Linked DNA regions of Mus musculus: regions 2 and 3 are each linked to region 1. A link is a loop called in an ENCODE intact Hi-C map of the cell type or tissue named here. Cell type or tissue: heart. All regions are shown on one strand. Region 1 has its middle 39 kb from the start of Myct1. Region 2 has its middle 2.0 kb from the start of Syne1. Region 3 overlaps Syne1 (spectrin repeat containing, nuclear envelope 1).

Region 1 (2,500 bases):
CAGTGTCTGTGTGTAGTCCTTGAGTGAAAAATGTAATTAGTAGTACTATCACCAGTATAGTTATTACCATTGTTGGCAAATTAAGACAAAATGATCGGTCTTCCCTTTTGTGATAGCCTGACTGAACTAAGAAATCTATTCCCCAGAATAGAAAGATATCTTCCTCAGTCGTCACAATATGACCAGCAGCTGCCTACACAGGCACCTGAGCCTCTCCTTCAAACTCAGGCTGTCCTTCATCCTTGCTTTCTTCCCACTGTGTGTAGAATGCTCCTCTCACACTAAAGTTGCAGTTGGGCCTAAAGGTAAAGACCATTTTCAGTCTAGTTGTATTCTGGTGCCCACATCTTCCTGCCCTAGACACTGTAAAATACAAGTTACCTACTGTGCCGACATGAACTCATCAAGTGATGGTTTCTGTTTCTGTCATGTCTGTTTTATGTAGTTGGGTGGATGCCATGGGCATCTGGCTATAGTTTAAAAAGATACTAAGATACTATTTATTAGAAGCCCTACCACTGGTGAGTCTCGGCCCATGTGAGCACATGTATTCTGTAACAAGAAGTATCCTCTCCACTTCTTTTCTTAACAGTGTTCAAGACTGGTTTGTTTGAAAAGTGCAGTGAAACTCAACAGAACAGATCTTTAGTGTTTTACAGGAAAAGGGGTAGGGTGTCATATTAGTAAGAAGGTAGATGCAGTCAGCAGCGGTCTTGATCGGCTTCAAGAAACTGGGGTTCCTCTTTCAAGACAGTGGCCTCAAGGGGAGTTACAGCCATCCAGAATAAGACTGGAAAGCAGTGGATCTCAACCTGTGTGACACAACCCCATTTGGGGGGACCCTCTCACAGGGGTCACCTAAACCCATCCAAAGCCACAGATATTACATTATGATTCATAGCAGTAGCAAAGTTACAGTTAGGAAGTGGCAGTGAAAATAATTTTATGGTTGGGGGTCACCACAACATGAGAGACTGTATTAAAGAGTTGCAGTGTTAGGAAGGTTGAGAACCACGGCTCGAGAGCTTCTCTGGGTCTCGGCCATGCCGTGATGCTTCGTAGCGTGTTATCTCTTTGCCTTCTGAGCCACAGCCAGAAGGAACTCCAGCGCCCCATAACTCTCATCCCTTTTCTTCCACAGGATGGCACAACCATGGCCAACTTGATCTCCTAAATTATTTTCTTTAATAAACTTTTTTTTTAACTTCAGGTAATTAAGGTACTGATCTTAGAAACCTAAAGAGGTCATTACCATAGTCAAATACAAGCTAATCCAACGACAAGCACCCCACCTTTGAAGGTCTAGAACTAGTCTGGAAATTCGTGTCATTCAGGAATCATGAAGGAAGACACAAAGCACGTTGAGATTATGATGCAGAGATGTGATGCTAGCTTTGCTGGGAGAGCCCTTGCTGTTATGCCCTGTGGGCCTTTAGCATTCAGGAAGCAGGGGTATAGATACCTACAGACCTCTGAAGGTGGCTGCTGCCACCCAGAGGTCAGCACAAGGCAGCTAATGCCGCCTTACACAGCTATGCTCTGAACTGATCCTGCTGTGTGAAGCACATTGAAGCTGGAGAGAGAATTTCTCAGTGTCTTCTTCGCCTTCTGAATCTTTCATGAAAGCATGACAGAATGTGAATTTCATCCAAACCCGAGGGGGAGGAGGCTGAGGAAATATAATCCCCAGACTTCTGGCTTCTGGGATACAGGAGAGAGAAGAGAGCTTTAAAGAGAACACTTCTCAATAAACCAACAAACAACAAATAAAAAACACTACCCTGCCAGTCACAACCTAGAGTTAAACAGGTTTCCTCAAATGCTAAAGTTAAAACTGAGACATTTCTCTTTCAAAAGATTGATCTCTTTAATATGCTATATAAGTTTATTAAAGTTACTTTCCAATTTTAAGTTAGGACTTTATGGTTAATTTCAAAATGGATTCAAAGCATGCGGTCACTCTTTTGCTCAACACCCATCGAAGCATTCTGTCTCAGTGATCCCTGTATAATCTATATGGTATAATCTATATGTATAATCTGTATGATATCCCAACCTCTCCATTAAGCCTTCCTCAACTACGAGTCTCCCCTGTCTATACTGCAACCACACACATGCTTCAGTGTTTCTGAAGATCACAGAGCAAGTTCCTGCCTCAAGATATTTTCATAGATTATTCTCTCTGCAATTAAACTCTGAGAATCACCCATAGCTTATACACTAACATTTTCCAAGTCTTTTTAGCAATGGCTGTATTAGTGAAGACTTTCCTGAAGGCCTTAGACAACAGTTAAACATTTAAAACTATTCTCCACTCTGTTTTTGTTAATTTTGTTGTATGTAGTGGTATTTAGTTCTTTTCTTTTGTTTTTGTTTGTTTGTTTGTTTGTTTTGTAGCCTTGGCTATCCTGGAGCTTGCTTTGTAGACCAAGCTGGGCTTGAACTCATGAAGATCCACCTGCCACTGTCTCCTGAGTGCTGGAATGAAAGGTGTATACCA
Region 2 (2,500 bases), 65 kb before region 1:
AGCATAGAAAGTGTTGGTTAGGAGCTCATATACGAGGCAAGTGTTTGGAGTGAAAAGGCTGAAAGGGTGTTTTAAAGTTCCATATAAGAATACCCAAGGCAGTTCAAGTTCAGGTCACCAAACAAGAAATGTTCACAGATGTGTTGGTCTTTCTAGGACTCAAATAAAATAATTCCGTGGCCTGAAACTTCCATACAAAACAGAAATCAAGCAGAGCCATACCCGTGGCTGTTAACCTGATGCCAAGCAAAACAAGATGAATCCAATTCATTTTCTTTTTCCTCTTAGGATAGTGATGCTTATTGTTAATATTAAACTTGTAGATACCCTGGCGTTCTTAGAATAAAAGATGTTGACTACTCCAATGGCTGACGGGAAGACAATATCTAGTCTTCAGGAAGGCAGATGGTACCGCTCATTTTCTCACCAGTAGCTCTGGGACTTTGGGAAGGCCACATGCCTGACTCAGACTTATAGTAATCTTATTTACTATGAGACTTTAAGGAGCTGAAGAGCCTCTTTGTGCCTCAGAACCATTACAAAGATTTCATTTGATGATTTAACCATTTAATATTTTGAGATTTTATTTATATTTTGTTTTATGCATATGGATCATTTGCCCGCATATATATGTTTAACCCACGCATGCAGTTCTTGTGGAGGGCAGATGAGCATGTAAAATGCCTTTACAACTGGAATGCCAATAGTTGCCAGTCAACATTTGTGACCTGGGGTCCTGGGTCCTCTGAAAACAGCAAGTGCTCTTAACTGCAGGCCATCTCTCCAGCCCCTCACTGGATGCTTTATAAAAATGCTTTGTCCCGTTTTGCACCTTTTCACGTTTTGTTCATTATTCATTGTTATTCCTTGTTATTCTAGACTTCAATTTACCCACCTAACATTTGTGTCAGTAGCCGAGCACCGACTCCTGCCTTTCAGAACTTGTTAGCTAAATATACTTGAGCAAAGGCAAGCAAGTCAGGAAAAACTGGAGACTTTAATTTACGTAGCACTTCCTCCTCTACTTTCTCCGTAACACCAAGAATCAAGGCATAACACCAAGAATCAGAGAATCTTGGGAGGTTTAGACATTTGAGCATATATTTTCCGAGCAATTCTGGATCATTATGCTTTCTTTATCTCGGTATGTTCATAGCAACAAAACAGTCATCATAAAATCATCCTGCACCCTTAAAGGCAAGGCACTGTCCCACCGCCAGGGGGCAGCATTTGTGCTCTGGACCAGCCAGTTTAAAGTCAGTGAAAAGATGGACCTTTGACACTTCCATGTTCACTGTCACGTTTAGTTCATCCTTTCTAGCTACTATGAGTCTCCCTGCCCAGTCCCAATATCAACACTAGGTCTTCAAACTTACTATACATCTCAGTCTCACTTGTACAGCCAAGACCTGCCTCATCCCTGAAAGACTCAAAGGATGCAGAACTTTAAATCATCCTTTTGTTGTTTATGCTCACACCGTTGCCCCAGTAAGGATGAGCCTGATAAACTGATACAATATCTGGGAGATTTTTCACTCCTTTCAATTTTCTCATAAGCTTCATCGTCATCTGGGAAGCAGCTACCTAGGGCTAGGTAAGGACTGTGGAGCTGAAAAGTTACATTTAAAAGTATCACTGTCTAGGTGTCCGGGAAACTTTTCATTAGGAAGAGACAAGCCGGCAAGGAGAAAAAGGATGATTCAGAGTCTGTATTCAGTATCCTTAAGTGTCTAGTCCTTCAAAAGCTCTAGAAAGGTTTTGTTAGTTTGTGTCTTGTTGTTTGTTTGTCTCGGTTTCGTTTTCTGTTTGTTTTGTCTTGTTTTTATTCCAACAAAAAACAGTACGATAAGTGTGAAGGGGAAAATGATGCCCGTTCCCTGCCCAGTCTTACCTTCTGACACTGAACACTGGAACAGATTTGCTAACTATAAACTGAGCCCGTCTACTCATGATGAAAAAGAGTCGAAATGAGTTTGGAAAGGCACAGTGTTGGAGGAGGCTGCTGGCTTGTTTTGTCATAACCAGCTCTCACTTTTTAAATTCTAGTGAACACCATCTTGTCTTTTCTTATTATTTTCGGTTTGCTGGGCTTCAAGGGCGGTGTTTCTTTTCCGTGAGAAATAATAGCAACTTCAACCCACGGGAACCACTTAGAAAGTAGCAGCGGGTGGGCAGGACTGGAAGGAGGTACAAGGGGAAGCAGGAAGGTTCCGGAGCAGCAGAATATAGATTCCTAAGCAATTTCTGCCCAACCTACCACCTTTCAAATGGCATAAAAGCACGGTCAAAGAGAATCTTGGCACCAAAGCACAGGTTTCTGATGCTGTCTGATAAGGCTTAGTGAAGCCCTTCAGCGTTGTGTGGATGCCAAAGGGATATCAGGCCGGAAGAGAAACCACAAATGAGCTTACAGCAAGGTGTCTTTGGGGCATCACTCCAAGATGAACCTCACTAACAATGGCGGCCATGAGAGGGGCTTCCATCAATTAAGGGTATAATT
Region 3 (2,500 bases), 240 kb before region 1:
TATTATATCTTTATCATAGTTGTAAAACAGGAGAATTAATAATAGAATAGTTTTTGACCCACCTTGGCTTTCTTCAGCCCTTCGCAAGTCTCGGTTTGGGCACATCTGGTCAATGATTCCTCCACATTGATCAGCCACGCTGTGATGTCCTTGACAAATCTCTCCACTTGGGTCCTCTGAGCCGTGAAATCCTTCAGGGTTCCCCTTGCTTCCTCGGTGATTTCTTTGGCGTGTTCCAGCTTCTGCCTTAAGTCTGCTTCTATAAACTAAATACAAAGCTCAATTTCGTGAAAATCTGGGAGGACGGAAAGCACACTCACCAGCTAGGAATTCTGTTTACGAGTAACTCCATCAAGAACACATTAGGCTAACCATAGAAGCCTCTCCAATACTAATAGCTTTTCCCAGGATGGAAAACCAGGGAGTGTGGGCTGCCGACCATATTGAGCGAGGGGAAAGAGCAGCGTCTCAGCTAACCCTTCTCTCAGAGTGTGGTGTTGATGGAGGTTCCAGGGAAGAGAAGATCACATCGTCAGAGAAAAGCTGGACCAAAAGTGTGCTGTTAATTTTCCTTCCAAGGGACATGCACACGAGCCTGTCTGGTTCCGACTCTGATTGGAGGAAGCCCACCATAGGATTTAATGGGAAAACAATTTTATTCTGTAAGATATTGATTTTCTTCTCCTGGGAGGAGGTATTCCAGGAAAGTTGATTTTGGTGTGTGTGTGTATCCTGAGTTAATAAAAGGACTTATAAGTACTCTAAACTAAGAAAAATGATCTTAATCCCACAACTCAAATATCCGTGCTATTTGGCAAAATCAGCAAACATAAAGACTTGTGTTGTATTCTTTTTTTTTTTTTTTTTTTTTTTTATGTCTAGCTTAGAGCAGCTGCAAGCAAGAAGCTGAGAGGATCTTTTCTTCTTGCTCTGCTGTGAGTTTCTACCCCTGCTTGGCACAGCTGGAGGCTCCACAGGCCTGGAGGGGAGGGGCCAGGGAGAGGCGGGAGAGGCCTCTGAACAAGACTCCAGGAGCTGCCCCACACAGCCCCTGCTTCTCTAGGTCTGTGGTTTTTTTTTTTTTTTTCTGAGAATGCTTTCATTGCTGAGACCAACCCCTTCTCACCTGAGAGCCCCCCTCCCCAGCTGAAGGTCCCTGGAGGATCTTGAGTATAGAGTACACTCTTTCCTGCCCCCTCACTCTCTCTTTTCTCAGCCCAAGGCATCTCTGCTTTCATGCCCCAGAAAGCCTTCTTAGACAACCAGCTGTCCTCACGCTGTGGACTCTAAGGGTGGTCTCTTTCTTCAATCATAACTTTTGGATTGAGCCCACATGCTGATACACACTCTCCCTCCCCCAAGCCCCACAACTGCGGCTGAGATGCTGGCCAACCACACAAGCCTTTACTCTTTGGCAGATACATCAGAAGTCAGCCAGCCTGCCTGGCAGGGTTTAGAAACCAGAGGCTGGTGGCTGCCAGCTGCAAGGGACAAATGAGGCTGCCCTCTAAGTGGTGTCACAGAAATTCTTTTCCTTATACTTGAGGACAATTAAGAGATATCACCTGACCTTCTTGGGGCAGGGGTGGGGCAAGTGGAGAGAAAGAGAAGGAGAGATGCAGAACAATAGTAGCTCACACCCCAAATCCTTGCTAAATCCTCCCTCTGCAATAGCCGAAGGTCCAAATACATGGGACAGAAGTCATCATCCCTTTTTATTCCAACCATGAATAGGAATGGCATTTCCTTTGCTTCGGATAAAATGTCCAACATTCCCATACGTGCCTGAGATCATGGCCAAGCATGGCCTGTCAGTTAAAGAGAAAGTCAAAGACAATGGTACAAGAAGAGAGAACAAATCCATGAACATAACTAATAAATAAATAAAAATAGGCAAAGGCACCCCAGAGGTGTCAGCTAGAAGTTAGTGAGGCTGTCGGCCGAAGTGGTAAGCCTTACAACATTGGGTTCATCCAGAGCTCAGACATTAGAGTAGCCTAGGTTCCCTGGCCAACCCAGCTTCCCCCTGCCCTGCCTTGGTAGTCTTGGGACTGGGACCATCTACGGGGCTATTAAGGGACATTAGTCCTTGCCCTGTCCCCAGGCCCAGTTACTAAATGAATTAACACATTATTAGTAAGATCACATATGTATTAAGAGGCAGGGTTCTGTTCTTGTCTAAGCACGAAATGTACCAAGAAACAATCAAGTTGATACTGCACCCAAAATTCAAAAGGGAAAACTACTCTTATAATAACATTATAATGCTTGAATTGTAAATGTGCCATAAATATTGGCACTCTGAATTCTACTGATGTTAATGCTTATTTCCCTGGATATGAGAAAAAAGAAACCCATGTTTGCCAGGAATTATGATGATATAGAAACACACAAACGCACGCACGCACACACACACACACACAATCCACACACATTCTATATTTTGGGAGCAAGGATGTAAGTGATCGGCTGTCATGTGGTATTTATTAGAAAAGTCATC

The links. Hi-C counts contacts between places; a loop is a spot of excess contacts. Peaks named below come from ENCODE experiments on the same cell type or tissue, not always from the same donor. Only the 100,000 strongest peaks of a DNase experiment are listed, where the experiment ranks them.
Region 2: it touches region 1 in a loop (6-fold over the local background); 16 of 42 quality-filtered maps call a loop at or near these places.
Region 3: it touches region 1 in a loop (2.7-fold over the local background); 6 of 42 quality-filtered maps call a loop at or near these places.

What each region holds. Positions count from the first base shown.
Region 1 is chr10:5,553,647-5,556,146 of GRCm38, forward strand. No RefSeq gene overlaps it. Among named protein-coding and RNA genes, the nearest start is that of Myct1, 39 kb to the right of the region's middle. In heart, a CTCF peak has its summit at 1,493 (motif pointing left); no DNase peak of the experiment used is centred here.
Region 2 is chr10:5,489,035-5,491,534 of GRCm38, forward strand. It overlaps a transcript of Syne1 not described here. Among named protein-coding and RNA genes, the nearest start is that of Syne1, 2.0 kb to the left of the region's middle. In heart, a CTCF peak has its summit at 1,223 (motif pointing right); no DNase peak of the experiment used is centred here.
Region 3 is chr10:5,309,173-5,311,672 of GRCm38, forward strand. Syne1 (spectrin repeat containing, nuclear envelope 1) reads right to left here. Exons shown (of 146, transcript NM_001347711.1): 46 at 63-266. Among named protein-coding and RNA genes, the nearest start is that of Gm51757, 16 kb to the right of the region's middle. In heart, no CTCF peak of the experiment used is centred here; a DNase peak (open chromatin) is centred at 1,449.